Regions from separate parts of the Homo sapiens genome. Here region 2 is linked to region 1. A link is an interaction called in ENCODE POLR2A ChIA-PET data of the cell type or tissue named here. Cell type or tissue: MCF 10A. All regions are shown on one strand. Links, peaks and the distances in the headings refer to the core of each region. The heading gives the core; the rest is flanking DNA.

Evidence for each region. ChIA-PET counts read pairs that join two places held together with the same protein. Peaks named below come from ENCODE experiments on the same cell type or tissue, not always from the same donor. Only the 100,000 strongest peaks of a DNase experiment are listed, where the experiment ranks them.
Region 2: POLR2A ChIA-PET joins it to region 1 with 9 read pairs; 16 of 35 experiments call an interaction of 5 or more read pairs at or near these places.

The regions. Positions count from the first base shown.
Region 1 is chr10:103,897,676-103,902,675 of GRCh38, reverse strand. It overlaps STN1 (STN1 subunit of CST complex), which reads left to right. Exons shown (of 10, transcript NM_024928.5): 5 at 2,453-2,614; 6 at 3,676-3,799; 7 at 4,957-5,000. Among named protein-coding and RNA genes, the nearest start is that of STN1, 18 kb to the left of the region's middle. In MCF 10A, for the core only: no CTCF peak of the experiment used is centred there; a DNase peak (open chromatin) is centred at 2,165.
Region 2 is chr10:103,953,432-103,965,082 of GRCh38, reverse strand. It overlaps LOC102724351 (a long non-coding RNA gene), which reads left to right. Exons shown (of 5, transcript XR_007062282.1): 2 at 5,243-5,320; 3 at 6,537-6,624. Among named protein-coding and RNA genes, the nearest start is that of SLK, 7.9 kb to the left of the region's middle. In MCF 10A, for the core only: no CTCF peak of the experiment used is centred there; no DNase peak of the experiment used is centred there.

The sequences.
Region 1 (5,000 bases), core at 1-5,000:
AATATAATATTAGCTTTCATAAATGTCACATTGAATGTACCATTTGGACTTAGCTTATGAGCAAAGTTAAGATTTCCTGGCCCTGAGTATTCGAATGTTAAAGGGGATTTATCTTTCATGATGGAATAGACACTGAAAGTGAAGTTCTGTCAGGCTCCAGTCTTCTCATTATATTCATTTAATTACACAGCTTGAGCCTCCTTTTGGCAACTTGGCTCACCCTTTAAGTGAAAGGTGGGCCTCTTTTTCTCAGACCAACCATCAGTCTGATCATTTCAGTGGTGCTATGTGAAGCATTTATTATCACCTATAATGTCTGCATAATGACAATGAGATTTATAAATACCTTTAAAATTCAGCCTAAGTAGAAGAGGGCCTGGGGATAGGAACTGCTACTTTTGAAAAAGTAGCAGTTGGGGATTTTTTGAAGAAACCCAGTAAGCTCTGAGCAGCGGTAATGCTGATTGCGTCCAGGTTCCTACCTGGACTCACTGAATGCACAGAGTTCTCTGTGCTCCCTATGTTGCTGTTTCCCTGGGTATAGTAGGTGTGTTCAAGGAAAATTAATGCCTCTGTACATTACAGAGCCACAGTTGTCAAAATTATATTAGGTTGATTTTGATGAAGGGTTTCTCTATAAAGAAATACAGAGAGTAGATCATCTTGTGTAAAAACACAGCCTCTCCTGCAATTTAAAAGCAAAATAAGATGTACGGAATAATTATGTATTTTTTAAGGTATTAAAAATCCAAATGACTGAAGCTGGTGTAGGAGTTGTGAGCCTGCATGCATTACTGACAATGTTGTCTAAAAACAGAGAGATTTGATCATTTTTTTCTGGCAAGCATTCTGACAATATGTAATGAACTGTAAACCAGTTTGTAATTTTTTATCCAGTAATAATCTCCAAAGAAAGACCCCCAAAAAACAAGATACTTTTTCTGGAAGGTTTAATTATTCATTATCACAAATAGCTTACATTTATTATTTCCTATAAATATGGAATTGTGCTAAGTGCAGAATGTAAGTGTTCAATTAGATAATGCACAACAACTCTATGTATGAGGTAGACTCTACTGTTATATCCATTTCATAATTGAGGAAACCGAAGCGTAAGTGTAGAAAGGAAACAGGCACAGTGAGGTTAAGCAGGTTAAGCAGCCTGCCCAAGATTACACAGCTAGTAGGAGGTAAACTGAGATTCACGTCAGGTCTTTCTGACTCCAGTAGCCAAAATGCCGATGGCTGAGCTATACTGCCCCCATACAGTGCTAGTGAAAAAAACGAAAGTAAAAATTTATAAAACTGTACCTATAATCCCAGCTACTCAAGAGACTGAGGTGGGAGGATTGCTTGAGGCCAGGAGTTCAATTCCAGCCTGGGCAACATAGTGAGACCCTGTCTCTAATAAACATAAAATGCTTGGCTGTGTAGCTTCTTTGGATACATATGTGTATTTGAAATTATGCTAGACAGGAAAACAGAATACATAGTCTTTTACACCCACCAGCCGTAACTGGGAAATGTGAGTATCTTCCTGGGGCAGGCAGCAGAGAATAAAGGATAAGTGGGATGGCTCTGGAGCTAGAGACTGCCTGGGTTCAAACTCCAGCCTTGTCTCTAACTAGCTGTTCTACTTTGGGCAAGTTGCTTGACCTCTCTGTGACTCAGTTTCCTCTCTAAAATGGGACTAATAATGAGCAGGAGTGGTTGTGAGGACTAAATGTGCTAATACATTGTAAACTCCTTAGAACAGCATCTATAGTACCCAGACATTCGTGACGATTCTTCTTACTTAACTAATACAATTTGGAAGTAAAATAGTGATAGAAGTTATTTAGAATTGAGTGTACATTGGGTTTTTTTCATTATAAAGTTGCTCGAGTTTATAGTTTTAAGTGGTATGAGAGAGAGAAAGTGGAGAAAGTGTGAGAGAGAGAGAGAGTGTGTGTGTGTGTGTGTGAGAGAGAGAGAGAGAGACAGAGAGATTAGCCTAGTTTCCCAACAGAGATGAGAGGTGAGAAATTGGGATGTTGAGCACTCAGATGGGACAAGTCTCCTCGCAAGGACATTTGAAAGGTTGTTTAAAGCTATTGCTGCCACGCCCAGCTGAACTCATTGTACAGAATTTGTCTCAAGGCCATGCAGAGCCCTTTGACTGCACTGGTGATGCAGGGCAGGAAAGAAGGCCCTGGAGCCTGTCGGAACTTGCCCGCTGGACCTCAGTCTAGACTCCGTTCCTTTCACCCCGCTCTTGAATAATTACAGTTTATACCTTGTTCTCAGTGGAGTACTCCAAAAGGTTATGTGGATTTCCAACAGTAGAACAATTACTCAGAAGTAGAATAAATAAGCATATTGTGTTGGTCTTACCCTAAAACTGTCTCACAGATGTGGTAGAGTGATTGTGTTATAACTTTTTCTCTTTCCCTCTGGCTCTAAACAACTACAGCTGCTCCAAGTGCAGCAAGAGAGCTCAGCTTAACCTCACAACTTAAGAAGCTACAAGAGACCATTGAGCAGAAAACAAAGATAGAGATCGGGGACACGATCCGAGTCAGAGGCAGTATCCGCACATACAGAGAAGAGCGAGAGATTCATGCCACCACTTACTGTAAGCACAAGATATTTCTACCAAATTGGTGGTTTTTCTGGATGTGCGTCCAGTAAACCTCTTGTTCAGCTGGAAGTCAAACTTTCAAAAAGTTCAGTTAAGGTATAACTCTATTTAATGAGTGAATTACATTGTTTAACATGCTTTCTTTAGAAAATCAGCATTTCTTACTTTTATTTTGAAGACAGCTAATTATAAGTTGGGAAAGAAAATGAATTATTTACTTTATATATGGTTGGCAAGTTTATTTGGATGACATAGTAGAGTTTCCAAAGCACTTTCAAGTTCAGAATGTCAATCCATTAGGGCAAAATATGAATATTCTTCAAAATAATGGAAATTTCTTTATTTTTTCTTTATTTTTTTTCTTTTTTTGAGACAGAGTCTTACACTGTTGCCCAGGGTGGAATGCAGTGGCACAGTCACAGCCCAATGCAGCCTCAAATTCCTGGGCTCAGGAGATTCTCCCACCTCAGCCTTCTGAGTAGCTGGAACTACAGGCATGCGCCACCACACCCAGCTAATTTTTTGTAGAGATGGGGTTTCGCCATGTTGTCCAGGCTGGTCTCAAATTTCTGAGCTCAAGAGATCCGCCCACCTCAGCCTCCCAGAGTGCTGGGATTACAGCCGTGTGCCACTGTGCCTGGCCAGAAATTTCTTGAATACCATTAAGTCCATTAACTTTAAATGAAAACAGCTAATCAGAAATATGACAGTTCCCCATCATCTTCCCTTTGCACGTGCTGGCTGGTTTTCAGTTGGAAATCTCAAGGACAGCCCCTGCTGTCCACCAGAGGAGCAGACGAATCAATACATTGATGTGCTTTCCTGGTTCCTTGGCCCTGGCCAAGCCCATGACACTTAGGGCATCGCATTCCCTCATGCAGGATGACTGGGAGCCATTTAGTGCATCTAGACTGTGATCCCTGGGCACTCACAAGGAAGGAGGCCCACCCAGCACCTCATTTACTGTTGTCTTAGCAGCAGTTTGGGCCTGGGAAAGAATTGATCTCAATGTAATTTGTAATTTCTGTAGCATCTTTTTTCTGGTCACTTGTTAGATAAAGTGGACGACCCAGTGTGGAACATTCAAATTGCAAGGATGCTTGAGCTGCCCACTATCTACAGGAAAGTTTATGACCAGCCTTTTCACAGCTCAGCCCTAGAGAAAGAAGAGGCACTAAGGTAAGTGGTGACTTATCACTGCTGAGCACGTGACCACGGCAGAAAACTGAAGCAGCTGAGCCCAGATGCTGGGATCGGCCTAGGTTCAAATCCCGAATCATCCACCTATGCACTGTGGGGCTCTGGGCAAGCCCTCTAACCCTCTCTATGCTTCAATTTCCTCAACTGTAACATGAAGAGAATAATAGCACAGATGTCCTAGGGTTGTCGTGAGGAAATTATGGGTGTAATTGGAGTCACTGAAGGAGGAGTGGAGGCAGGAGCAGAGAAAAACACTTGGAAGAAATAATAATGCCTGACATTTTTCCAAGTTTGATAAAAACTTTAAACTCACAGATCCAGGAAGCTCAATGAACCCCAAGGCAAGAAACCTGAAGAAAAATGCACCAAGTCACCTCATAATCAAAATATGATACCATAGCACGTCATAATCAAAAACCTGTTTTAAAAAAACCTGCACCGGTCATTCTCAACCAGGGATGATTTTACTTTTTTATAGGGGAGAAAACCCAGGAGGAATGAGAATGTGTGCATATTTGCTAATATGTGCATAAAAGAACTCTGAGAGGAGACACAGAGAACCGGTAACAGCAGCTCCCTCGGGGGTGGGGACCGGAGGATAGGACAGGAAGGGGACAGAAAGGAGACTTTACTGTGTATCCTTTAATGTTTTTTAACATGAATATATTATATATTCAAAAAAGTATATTAAAAGCACAACTATAGACTCATATAAAAAGTGAAAATTCTCCATTTTCCTGTCTCCTGCCTCAGGACCATTCCCCAGAGATTACCAATGTTCATAAGCCAATGTGTGTCTTTTTAAATTAGTTTCTTCTGTGCTTACACAAGCATGAATATTCACCCATAGATTTTGTGGGTTTCCATTTTTTTTATATAAAAATAGGACCATACCTTACATGCTGTTCTGCAGTTTGACTTTTTTCTCCTAATCTGTCATGAATATCTTAGTTCCTGTAGTTCTGCCTCATCATTTTAAACAACCACATGATGTTCCCTGTATATATTACTCTGTATATGAAAAACAAACTCCAATATAGTGTTGCATTTTCTAGCTAATTTTCTGGTTTTTATACACCAAAAAGGAACAAAGGTGATGGTTTTCTGCAGAGCTCTTTAAAACTTTCCCTCCGCAGCAATCCAGGCGCCCTGGACCTCCCCAGTCTCACGAGTTTGCTGA
Region 2 (11,651 bases), core at 3,913-8,912, 58 kb before region 1:
TTCCTTAGGATAAATTGCCAAAAGTAGATTTCGGTCAATGGGTATATGTCTGTTTCCTTATTTTGTTCTTTTCAAAATAGAAAAGACTTTACTATTTTGTCAATTAAAAGATAGTGTATTACTGGCTGGGTGGGGTGGCTCACACCTATAATCCCAGGCTGAGGTGGGAGGATTTCTTGAGCCCAGGAATTTGAGACCAGACTGGGCAACATGGCGAGATCACATCTACCAAAAATTAAAAACAGAAAAATTAGCTGGGCATGGTGGCACTCACCTGTGGTCTCAGCTACTGGGGAGGCTGAGGCAGGAGGATCACTTGGGCCCAAGAGGATGAGGCTGCAGTGAGCCATGTTTGTGCCACTGCACGTCAGCCTGGGCAACAGAGCTAGAACTTGTCTCGAAGAAAAAATAAAAATGAAAGATAGTATATTTTTGTTGTAAATAATTCAAATAATACAGAAATTATAAACTAGGAAGCTGTCTATAGTTCTGTCCTCCTTCCTTCCCCCCTACTCATAGTTACCCTCGACCTAACCACTGTTAAAAGTTAAGCCTGTGATGATGGATATGTTTATGTAATAGGCAGTGGTGATGTACAGTTATCACCCAGCTCATCTAGTTATATACATTAAGTATGAGCAGCTTATTGTATGTCAATCATAATTCAATAAGTGGTTTTTAAAAAGTCACTAGCAAAGCAAAGATAAAGTTCTGACACCATTAAGAAATAGAAATAGGCTGGGCACGGGGGCTCACACCTGTAATCCCAGCAATTTGAGAGGCTGAGGTGGGTGGATCACCTCAGGTCAGGAGTTTGAGATGAGCATGGCCAACATGGCAATACCCCGTCTCTAACAAAAATACAAAAATTAGCCGGGTGTGGTGTCATGCATCTGTAATCCCAGCTACTCGGGAGGCTGAGGCAGGAGAATCGCTTGAACCTGGGAGGCGGAGGTTGCAGTGACCTGAGATCGTGCCACTGCACTTCACCTGGGCGACAGAGCTAGACCCTGTCTCAAAAAAAAAAAAAAAGAAATAGAAATATTATCATAAATTTTTTCATATATTATGAAAAAAAGAAATGGAAATGAGCCTCTTGTAAAAGCTTTTCCTTTTAATAACATAATACATGGCCAAATAAAAAAAGTTAAGCCCATGAGCATGAGAGAATTTTGGGGGACAATAAAAAAGGGTTTTATAACTAGATTATGGTGATGATTTTACACTTAGAATGGGTGAATTATATGCTTTGTAAATTATACCTCAATAAAGCTACTTTGAAAAAGTTAGGCCTATATATGTTTTTTTCTGTGTGTATGTATGTGTATGTGTGTATATATATATATATATAAATATATATATATATATATTTTTTAAGATGAAGTTTCCGTCTGTCGCCAAGGCTGGAGTGCAGTGGTGTGATCTCGGCTCACTGCAACCTCCACCACCTGGGTTCAAGCAATTCTCCTCCTCAGCCTCTTGAGTAGCTGGGATCACAGGCGCACACCACCAAGCCCGGCTAATTTTTTGTATTTTTAGTAGAGACAGGGTTTTGCCATGTTGGCCAGGCTGGCCCTAAACTCCTGACCTCAAGTATTCTGCCCACCTCGGCCTCCCGAAGTGCTGGGATTACAGGTGTTAGCCACTGCACCTGGCCGCATGTATATCTGTTAAGATATAAAACTGGCATCATCCAATACAGATCGTTGACATCTTTCCAAGCCATCCCAAATAGATCTGTCTAATCCTTTTTTAATAGCTGCACAGAGTTCTAGTGTCTAACTATACCATAATTTATTTAAGCATTTCTGTATTGACAGGCATGACAGGCATCTAGGTAGTTTCCAATTTTTTTGTCATCATAAACAATTCCACAGTTAGTGTGCATATACAAGCATCTTTGTGTATTTGTCTGATTATATTCCCTGAAGACACAATTCAAGAAGTGGAATTGATGAGTCAAAGATCATATTAAAAATGTTTTTGCTCTGTATTGCCTAACTGGCCTCTAAAAAGATTGGTGGCCAAACATGGTGGCTCATGCCTCTAATCTCAGCGCTTTGGGAGACTGAGCCAGCAGGTTTGCTTGAGCCCAGGAGTTCCAGACCAGCCTGGGCAATATAGTGAGACCCTCATTTCTACAAAAAATAAAAAAATTAGCCAAACATGGTGGCTCATACCTGTAGTCCCAGCTACATGAGAGACTGAGACGGGAGGGAGGATCACTTGAGCCCAGGAGGTCAAGGCTGCAGTGAGACACGATCGTGCCACTGCACATGAGCCTGGGTGACCGAGCAAGGCCCTGTCTCAAAAAGAAAAAAAGAAAAAGAAAAATGTTGACATATGAGAGTGTCAAATTTCACCACACCCTCAATAGCAACAAGGTATTATCCATCTTTTTTTTTTTTTTTTTTTTTTTGAGGCAGAGTCTTGCTCTGTCACCCAGGCTGGAGTGCAGTGGTATGATCTCGGCTCACTGCAACCTCCACCTCCTGGGTTCAAGCAATTCTCCTGCCTCAGCCTCCCAAGCAGCTTGGATTACAGGCGCCTGCCACCACAACTGGCTAATTTTTTGTATTTTCAGTAGAGACAGGGTTTCACTATGTTGGCCAGGCTGGTCTCGAACTCCTGACCTCAAGTGATCTGCCCACCTCGGCCTCCCAAAGAGCTGGGATTACAGGCATGAGCCACCGCACCTGGCCTATCCATTAATCTTTACCAAGCTAATAGCCCCAAAATAACTTATCTTAATTTAGAATTATCTGATTATTAATGATGTAATACTTTTCCATTTGTATATTGGCCACTTTTATTTCTTATTTTATGAATTGCCTAATCATATCAACGAATAATATCAAATAATGTTTGTCAGTATTCTATAAATGACATGAGCAAGTCTAACATACTTTGATGAAATGATCACAGAGTTAATAATAGCTTATATATTTTCACCATGAAGTTATAGCCACAGAAATTACTTAGTAACACTGGGTGTGATGTCATTTAGTCAGATCAGATATTCCCAGTGAAGGCCATGACATGTAGATGTTTGTGTTATTTATAAATGATAATTTGGCTTTCCTGAATTTTTAGAACTTTAAAAGTAAAGATGAAGCAGCGATCATGTATTCATTTTTTAAAAAATTTTTTTGGATTATACTTTGGTATGCAAATAAATTCATTTAATACATAATTTTTGGCTCTACCCACCTTAAAAATAGTTTAATATTTTCTCACTAAGCAGCTTGGTGAGAGGAATACTATCTTCACAATTTACCTGGTAAATAATCTTCTCTGGTAATAATAAGGATATCATCACAAACTGGAAATTTAGGCTGGGCACGGTGGCTCATACCTGTAATCCAAGCACTTTGGGTGGCCTAGGCAGGAGGATCGTTTGAGGCCGGGAGTTTAAGACCAGCCTGGGCAATATGGCAAGACCTCGTCTCTACAAAAATAAAATTAGCTGGGTGTGATGTTATGCACCAGCTACTCGGGAGCTTGAGGCCAGGAGTTTGAGGCTGCAGCGGGCTATGATAGCACCACTGCACTCCAGCTTGGACAACACAGAGACCCTATCTCTAAATAAATAAATAAATAAATGGAAATTTAGTACATTGTGCTTAGTGGTTTACATGCATCATCTCATTTAAACCTCATGGCAACCTCATGAAATAGGTACTATGATAATCCCTATGTAAAAGAGAGGAAACTAAGGCAGTGAGTTATGTAACTTGGTTATGGCCTCACGGGTAGTAATGGCAGATTTTCACTTGAATCCAGATCTCGGAAAACCTAACTCTCCAGTATTTAACAACTCCACTAAGACGGTCTACTTAGCCTCCTTGAGATTTTGCCATAGTCGTCTCACAGGATCGTTGCCAATGCTATGTCTTTCTCCTTCCTCTAAATTGAAAACATTCTACTCACTGTCTCCACTTTGTCAGCTCAGCTCCCACGTATGTATGTATGTATGCATGTGAGTGTGTATATGTGGATATATATGTATATATGTGTTCATATGTTAATACATATGTGTGTATATGTGTGAGTGTATAGTACTGAGGGTGTATGCATGTGTGAGCATGCATGTACATATTGTGTGAACGTGTGTATGTGTACGAATATGTGTGTATGGGTATGTGTGAATGTGTTTGTATGTGAGCGTGTATATATCTGCATATGTATGGGAGGCTGTGTATGTTTCTCCTAGACGGAAAGCATTTAGAGGGCAGGGACAGTCATGCTCATCCTTGTACCTCCTACATCTAGCCCAGTGTCTTCCTATTCCATACATTATTGTTGAATGAATAAATGAAAATGATAAAACTTTACACCTAGTGAAAGAAATTACATGTCAATTCCTTTCCCCTTCCTTATTTAGACAATAAATTTACTAGTTAGTTCTTTAAATGCTATTGTGTAGATTAGATGGAAGTAGCAAATTCCTTTGATATACAAGTATTCTGTGACGTAAATACAGTTTTCTGTCCCTGTGGAGTTATATTTTTAGAAAGGAATTTTTTAGATATTTTAAGAAGGTAACTAACCTGTGATTATGACAATTATTCTCCTGAAATAGAATTGTGTGTCATTCAGAAAATTCCAAATCAGGTTTTGGGTCTCTCTTTTTTCTATTTTGAAAACAAGAAAAAGTAAACAAGTCACCTGATTTAAGCTCTTTTTTATTTCATAAAAGGAATCGAAAAATATCCTCCCTTCTAATTCATTTCTCTTTCTGCGTCATACAGAACTGTTACACACACATACTCCCACCTTCTCCTCATCCCTAGTAACTTCTGCTAAAATGAATCATAAACATTTGGCAGTGCGATGAGAAGGCTTAATGCATCCAAATCTTGGGAAATTAGAAAATAAAAACTAGATAGACATCCTTCTTTTACAAGTGGTACTCCAATTCCAGTTTAAAAATCTAGACTCCCTAACATCTTTTGAACTTTAAGTATTTGAATGGTCAATATTAAATGTGTTTCACTCAGACACTGACTAAATGAGAGTAACCCAACCACAGCATCATCTGGCAACCGACACTTTGGGCTTGATAAAAGCCTCTGTGCTACCCCATTGCCCCCTACTTTTATGTATTACATTTGTTCTTTGTTTCATGAGACATATTTTGGATATGATCATTTTGATCATTAGCTCCAAATTATTTGTCCTCTTGTTAACCCTGTGACATTGGGCAAGTCACTAACTTCTCTGCACTTTGTGTCTTACACAGGAATTTCATGTTTAACAGAGGTGTCTTCAAGGAGATGAAACAATTCAGAATGACCTAGGCAATGGGGTAATTCCTAAGGTAAGTTACTATAAATGTGTAGTAGTTTGCTTCATCAAAATGACCATGTGATCTCTAAGAACCTTTGCAGTTGTAAAATTCGATTTTTATTGTGCCCCTAATTTTAGTGGCATTATATGGTGATTGTGTTCATTTTTCTGACATAATGGTGAATGAAGAGCAAATAAGTGCAGTTAGGAATTTCAAAAAGAAGGACATACAGTATCCATCAAAATTCATGGAGAACACTATTTCCACTGAACACTGTTCTTGGGGTAAGCCTTAAGAAATTTACCTGGTAAGATAGGAAATGCTTGCCACAGGCAATGGGGGAGACAGTGGAGATTTTTTTTCAGAGTAATATCAGAGGCTATTTTGCAAAAGAAATTTTCAGTTTCCCCTGTAAAGAAATAACTACTCAAGTCCCTACTACTGTCTTATACATTTCCTCCTTCCCCCTTCTAATCTTTCAGGACCTAGTACCTCTCCTAGGTTTTTAATGAAAACTTTTTGTTACTATGCATTCCTTTTTCACAAAGCTGTCATGACCATTACAAACCACAATTTGAGGCTTATTACATTATTAACACTGTCATGAGACACTGCCTATTTGTCTGGTAAATCCTAATCTTTTCTATTTCCATGACTCATATTTCATGTTGCTACAGGAGGAAATTAACCAATATAGATTCCTGTTAGAGGCAAATATATTCTTGTATTTTATATCAATGTTGTCATAAAATGATCATTTCTAACAAAAATGAACCAAATGATTTGCGATTGCGGGTTTGGTAGAATAAAAAAAGTATATATTTTAGAGCTGACTCTTTAAATAACTATTTAGAATTGGTATCTTTCATTCTCTCATTTGTTCAACAGATAGTCATCAGTTTTCTCGTATATGTCAGGCAGTATTCTAGGGACTGAGGAATCAGTCAAAATCAAAACAGACGAAAAAATCTCTTGGAACTTTAAATGACTAAGTGGGATTTAGACAAATAGATTTATTTTATTTTATTATTATTATTATACTTTAAGTTTTAGGGTACATGTGCAAAATGTGCAGGTTCTAATCCAGTGATATTTGGCAATTTCTGGAAACATTTTTTTTTTGTCACAACTAGGGGAGGGGATGCTGCTGGTATCTGGTGGGTAAAGATGAGGGATGCTGCTAAACATTCTGCAATGTGCAGGACAGCACAAAGAATTATCCAGCTGAGGCTGTGCTAATCTTTAGTATTGTAGGTCAAGATATTGGTTACCTATGAGGGGGTGATGCCTGGAGGAAGACCTAAGGGGAGGTCTTCTGGATACTGAGTGCATGGGTGAGTTTATTGTGTCAAAAGCTTCTGCACTTGTGATCTGTGCATTTTCCTGTGCGTATGATTTTAACATACAACCCCTACATTCTGTGAAACTCCTCCCACTAAGAGTTAGGGATCAATGTCCCTTCCTCTTGCATCTTGGATCCGTGGCTGCTTAACCAATATAATACAACAGAAGTAATATTGTGCCCGTTTCCAGACTCAGGCCTTAAAACATTAGCTGTTTCAACTTTCCATCACTTGCAACACTCACTCTTAGACCCCACCACCGTGCCCTGAGGAAGCCCAAACAACCCATGGAGACATCCGCATGGAGAGACCTGTGCCCTCAGTCCTGGTTGAACTCCCAGCTGACAGTCAATGTCAACTTGCCAGCCATATGAGTGAACCATACTGAAGTTCATCATCCATCCCTGAGTAAAGCTACGTGAGCTGACACCATGTGGAGAAGAAACAAGCATTCTTACTGAGCCCCGCCCAAATTGCCGATTCATGAACTAAAAAAAAAGATTGCTGTTCATTTAAGCCACTAAATTTTAGGAATGTTTAGTAAGCAGCAATCTATAACTAGAACAATGGTCAATAAATGAAAATTTTACTTTAAGAAGGCATACTATAGCCACATAACTTTGGGAAACTCTCTTGGTTAAAGTTTTAAAAATTTCCCTTACTGCAGAGCTTTTAATGGGCTAATGTGTTTCATGTTCCCTCACAAGAGTATCCAGTGTTTCTCAAACATTTTTAACCACAGAATCTGTATTGTAAAGTGCCATCTTGCGAGATTGGGGTTAACGGCCAGACTTTAAGAAAACCAAATGAACTTTTCAGTAATTCAATAATTGAAATTCTAATTCTTAAAATTGCAAAGAGTTTACATTAGGATAGTTTTAATTTGAAAAGTCATATGTTATAGAGTTAATTCTGGTAATAAAGTAAAATACCCTAAATTTGCCTCAATGTCTTTTTAAACTATTTGCAAAGCTTTGATGACAGTTAAAAAACCTAGATGACCCTTCTGTAGTTATTCCAAAGTCCCTGAGGTCATAATCAATGGTTACATAAGTTTTTTAAAAAAAACCTAAATTCTGTTTTTCCTTGGAAAGTAATAGTAGCAATGTATATGCTGATTTAGAGGTTGAATGCTTTCCACATTTCCTTAAGTTCTTTCCTGATCTTACACAACATACTTCTAATATACTGATACAAAGTTGTATGTTTATTTGTCCAGACCTTAAAAACAACATTGGACTTAAGTGAATAAATTAAGAAGATATATCCTGTTTCATGTCTGGTGGAAGCCAAATTTATTCCTTTTTGCTATCATTCAAAATCAAAATCAAATGGAGGTTTTTTCTTTTCTTCTTTTTTTTTTTATTTTTTTTATTTTTTTGAGATGGAGTCTTGCTCTGTCGCCCAGGCTGTAGTGCAGTGGTGCGATCTTGGCTCACTGCAACCTCCACCCACTGGGTTCAAGCAATTCCAAATGGAGGTTTTTCTTTAGTTTTCCCACCAAAGGCCAATTCTCAGTCTCTGCAACACACATTCACCTCCACCATGTCTCAGCTCAAACATATCCTTTCAGCAGGAGGGAACTTTGGAAAAGAAATACAGAGACAAAGCATAGTTTCATGAGGGCTAAGATGCTGACAGTTTCCCAGCTGCCCCTTGTCATTGTTCTTTAGCCTTTCAGTTACTCCAACAAAATGTGACCCCTGGAGATAGAGTTCTCCATTTCATCTTCTGTATTCCACTCTTATCTTGCATCAACAGTGCCTTGATTTCTATCCTGTGATGCCACCACCAAGTCTTATCCACTCTGATCTCTACCTGATTGCTGGAAAAGTTATTTTCTGTTGAAACCTCTGGGTTTAAACTGTGCTGACTCTCATCACCTCACTCTCAAATCAACTGAGTTAGGAATTCTGGTTTCTAGATTTCTCTTTGGCTTATGGAAAGACCACTTGTTTGGCTTTTGTGCAACTACATAAATACACATAGCCAAGGGGATAAGGGAAGACTGAAATCTAGCCCACACTTCATTAACCAGGGTGAGTGCCGGTGAATCTGTGTTGGCCCACAGGAACACTATTTTCTAGTTTTACAAAGGTGACTTATAAAGTAGTCTAGTCCTGGCCTGTGACATAGACCTTGGCATAGCCATTTGAACATCCAAGATCGGCCGGGCACAGTGACTCGCGCCTGTAATCCCAGCACTTTGGGAGGCTGAGGCGGGGAGATCCCCTGAAGTCAGTAGTTTGAGACCAGTCTGGCCAACATGGTGAAACCCCATCTCTACTAAAAATACAAAAATTAGCCAGGTGTGGTGGCGGGCGCCTGTAATCCCAGCTGCTTGGGAGGCTGAGGCAGGAGAATCTCTTGAACCTGGGAAGCAGAGGTTGCAGTGAGCCAAGATCGCGCCACTGCACTCCAGCCTGGGTGACAGAGCGAGACTTCATCTCAAAAAAAAAAAAAAAAAAAAAAATCCAAGATCTTATCTGTTGCCTTAGGCTCTTCTCTGTCCTGTTCCATGGTATTTCAGATGTTCCCTTTAAATATGAGTAGTCTGACTGAGTGATCTTTTTTTTTTTTAAGATGGAGTTTTGCTTTTTTTTTTGAGCCAGAGTCTCGCTCTGTCTCCCAGGCTGGAGTGCAGTGGAGCGATCTTGGCTCACTGCAAGCTCCACCTCCCAGGTTCACCCCATTCTCTGCCTCAGCCTCCCGAGTAGCTGGGATTACAGGCATGCATCTCCACGCCCAGCTAATTTTGTATTTTTAGTAGAGACGAGGTTTCTCCATGTTGGTTAGGCTGGTCTTGAACTCCCGATCTCGGGTGATCTGCCCGCCTTGGTATCCCAAAGTGCTGGGATTACAGGTGTGAGCCACTGTACCTGGCCGACTGAGTGACTTTTAAAGATCCCCTTCTACCCTCAAGTTCCATGATTTTATATGCCGTTCTTCTTATCCCCCCTCTTCTTATGGATGTGGTGCCCTATCCCTCCACTTGAGAGGCTGTCATCCACCCACCTGCTGCATCAGAAGTTTCCATTCTTCCTCACCCATCTGAACATTATCACCTTTTACAATAGCCTCAGTTAGAGATGCCCAAACATCACATTGAATTTTAAAAGTAAACCTTATTGACATAGGTTATAACTTTTAAAATAGTGGAAGTCTGTGATCACTTTTTAATGATGTTTTTTTTAAAGAAAGCCTAAAATAATACTAACATGCTATATATATATATCTTACTCATATGTAATCTTTTCATTGAATTTTTAATGAAAACAAAGTTGGTGAATGACAGTCATTGTTGAACATATCTGTAATCTCTTGTTAAGGTGATATAAAATGATATTATGAGTTTGAGGGAGGAGGATACCATTTATTGTAAGAATGAATAACACAAAAGGCATAAACTATAAAAGAAAGAAATTAATGAATTGGAATTAATCAAAATTAAAAACTTTTCCTCTTTAAAAGTTCTATGAGCAAAGGCACAACTTCATGCAGCCCCCACATATTTTGGCCTCCCTCTATTCTGAGGCAGTTCTAGTCTATTGCTTCTTAAGAGGAAATACAGACCTTGATTTCAAAAATACATTTTCATAATAGTTTATAATCAACTAATTTTTGTAACCAGTTATTGTAACCAGATATTTTACTGGGAGAAATAAAAGGAGATCCAAATAAATGGAGAGGTATACCATCTTCATGGATTAGAAGACTTAATATTGTTAAGATGTTCATTCTCCCCTAACCGATGTCTAAATTCAATGCATTCACAATCAAAATCCCTTCAGGGTTTTGTCTGAAAATGGCAAGCTAATGCTGAATATGGAAAAGCAAACAATCTACCATATAACAAAAGAGAGAAAAAGAGAACAAAGATACAGGATTTACACTACAAGGTTTCAAGACTTATCATAAGCTATAGTAATCAGGAGAGGTTCTGGTCTAAAGATGGGCAAAAATGAAACATAAGAGAGAACCCAGCATTAGACATACATACATATATATACACATATACATGTATATGTATACATACACATATGTATATGCACACACGCACACATATAGTCAATTGATTCTTGGCAAAGGTGCCAAGGCAATTCAATGAGGAAAGGATAATATCTTCAACAAATAACGCTGAAACCATCAGCCACATGAAAAAATAAAAAGTAACCTCAACCCCCACATTATACCATATACCACAAGTAACTCTAAATGGAATATAGAGCTAAATGTAAGAGCTACAATTAAAAATTATAAAATTATAAAACATCTTTTAAAAATCTTAGTGATCTTGGCTTTGGAAAAGATTTCTTAAATATGACACAAGAAGCATAAACTATAAGAGAAAGAAATTAATGAATTGGGTTTAATCAAAATTTAAAACTTTTTCTCTTTAAAAAATGCTACTAAGAAAGGCAAGCCACAAACTCAGGGAAAATATTTCCAAAACATATACCCAACAAATAACTTGACTCTTAAAGAAGACTTACAGAGCAGTGGGCTTAACCTCATTTGCAAAGGGTCGAGAGAGGCAAGAAATCTGTGGTCAAATAGTATGGCAACACTGGGACCAGATCTAGAAATAGAACTCAGGTGTCCTAACTGCCTGGAGTGTTTTTTCCAAGCCAACTAACCCAATTTAAAAATTGGCAAGATATTTAGACACACATTTCAACAATAAAAAAGATATATGGAGGGCATACAAGCATATGAAAATATGTTCAACATCATTAATCATAAGGGAAATGTAAATGAAAACCACGATGAGATACCAGTCCCCAACCACCAGAATGGCCAAAATTAAAAAGACTCTCCCCATCAGGTGTTGGCAAGGATGCTGAGCAACTGGAAAAACTCATATATTGCTGGTGGGAATGTAAAATGTGCAACTAATTTGAAAATCAGTTTGATGGTTTCTCAAACTGTCAAACATATATTTACCATATGATCCAGCCATTTCACTCCTAAGTATTTACAGAAAAGAAGGTATAGGTCCAAATACTTGCCCATGCATG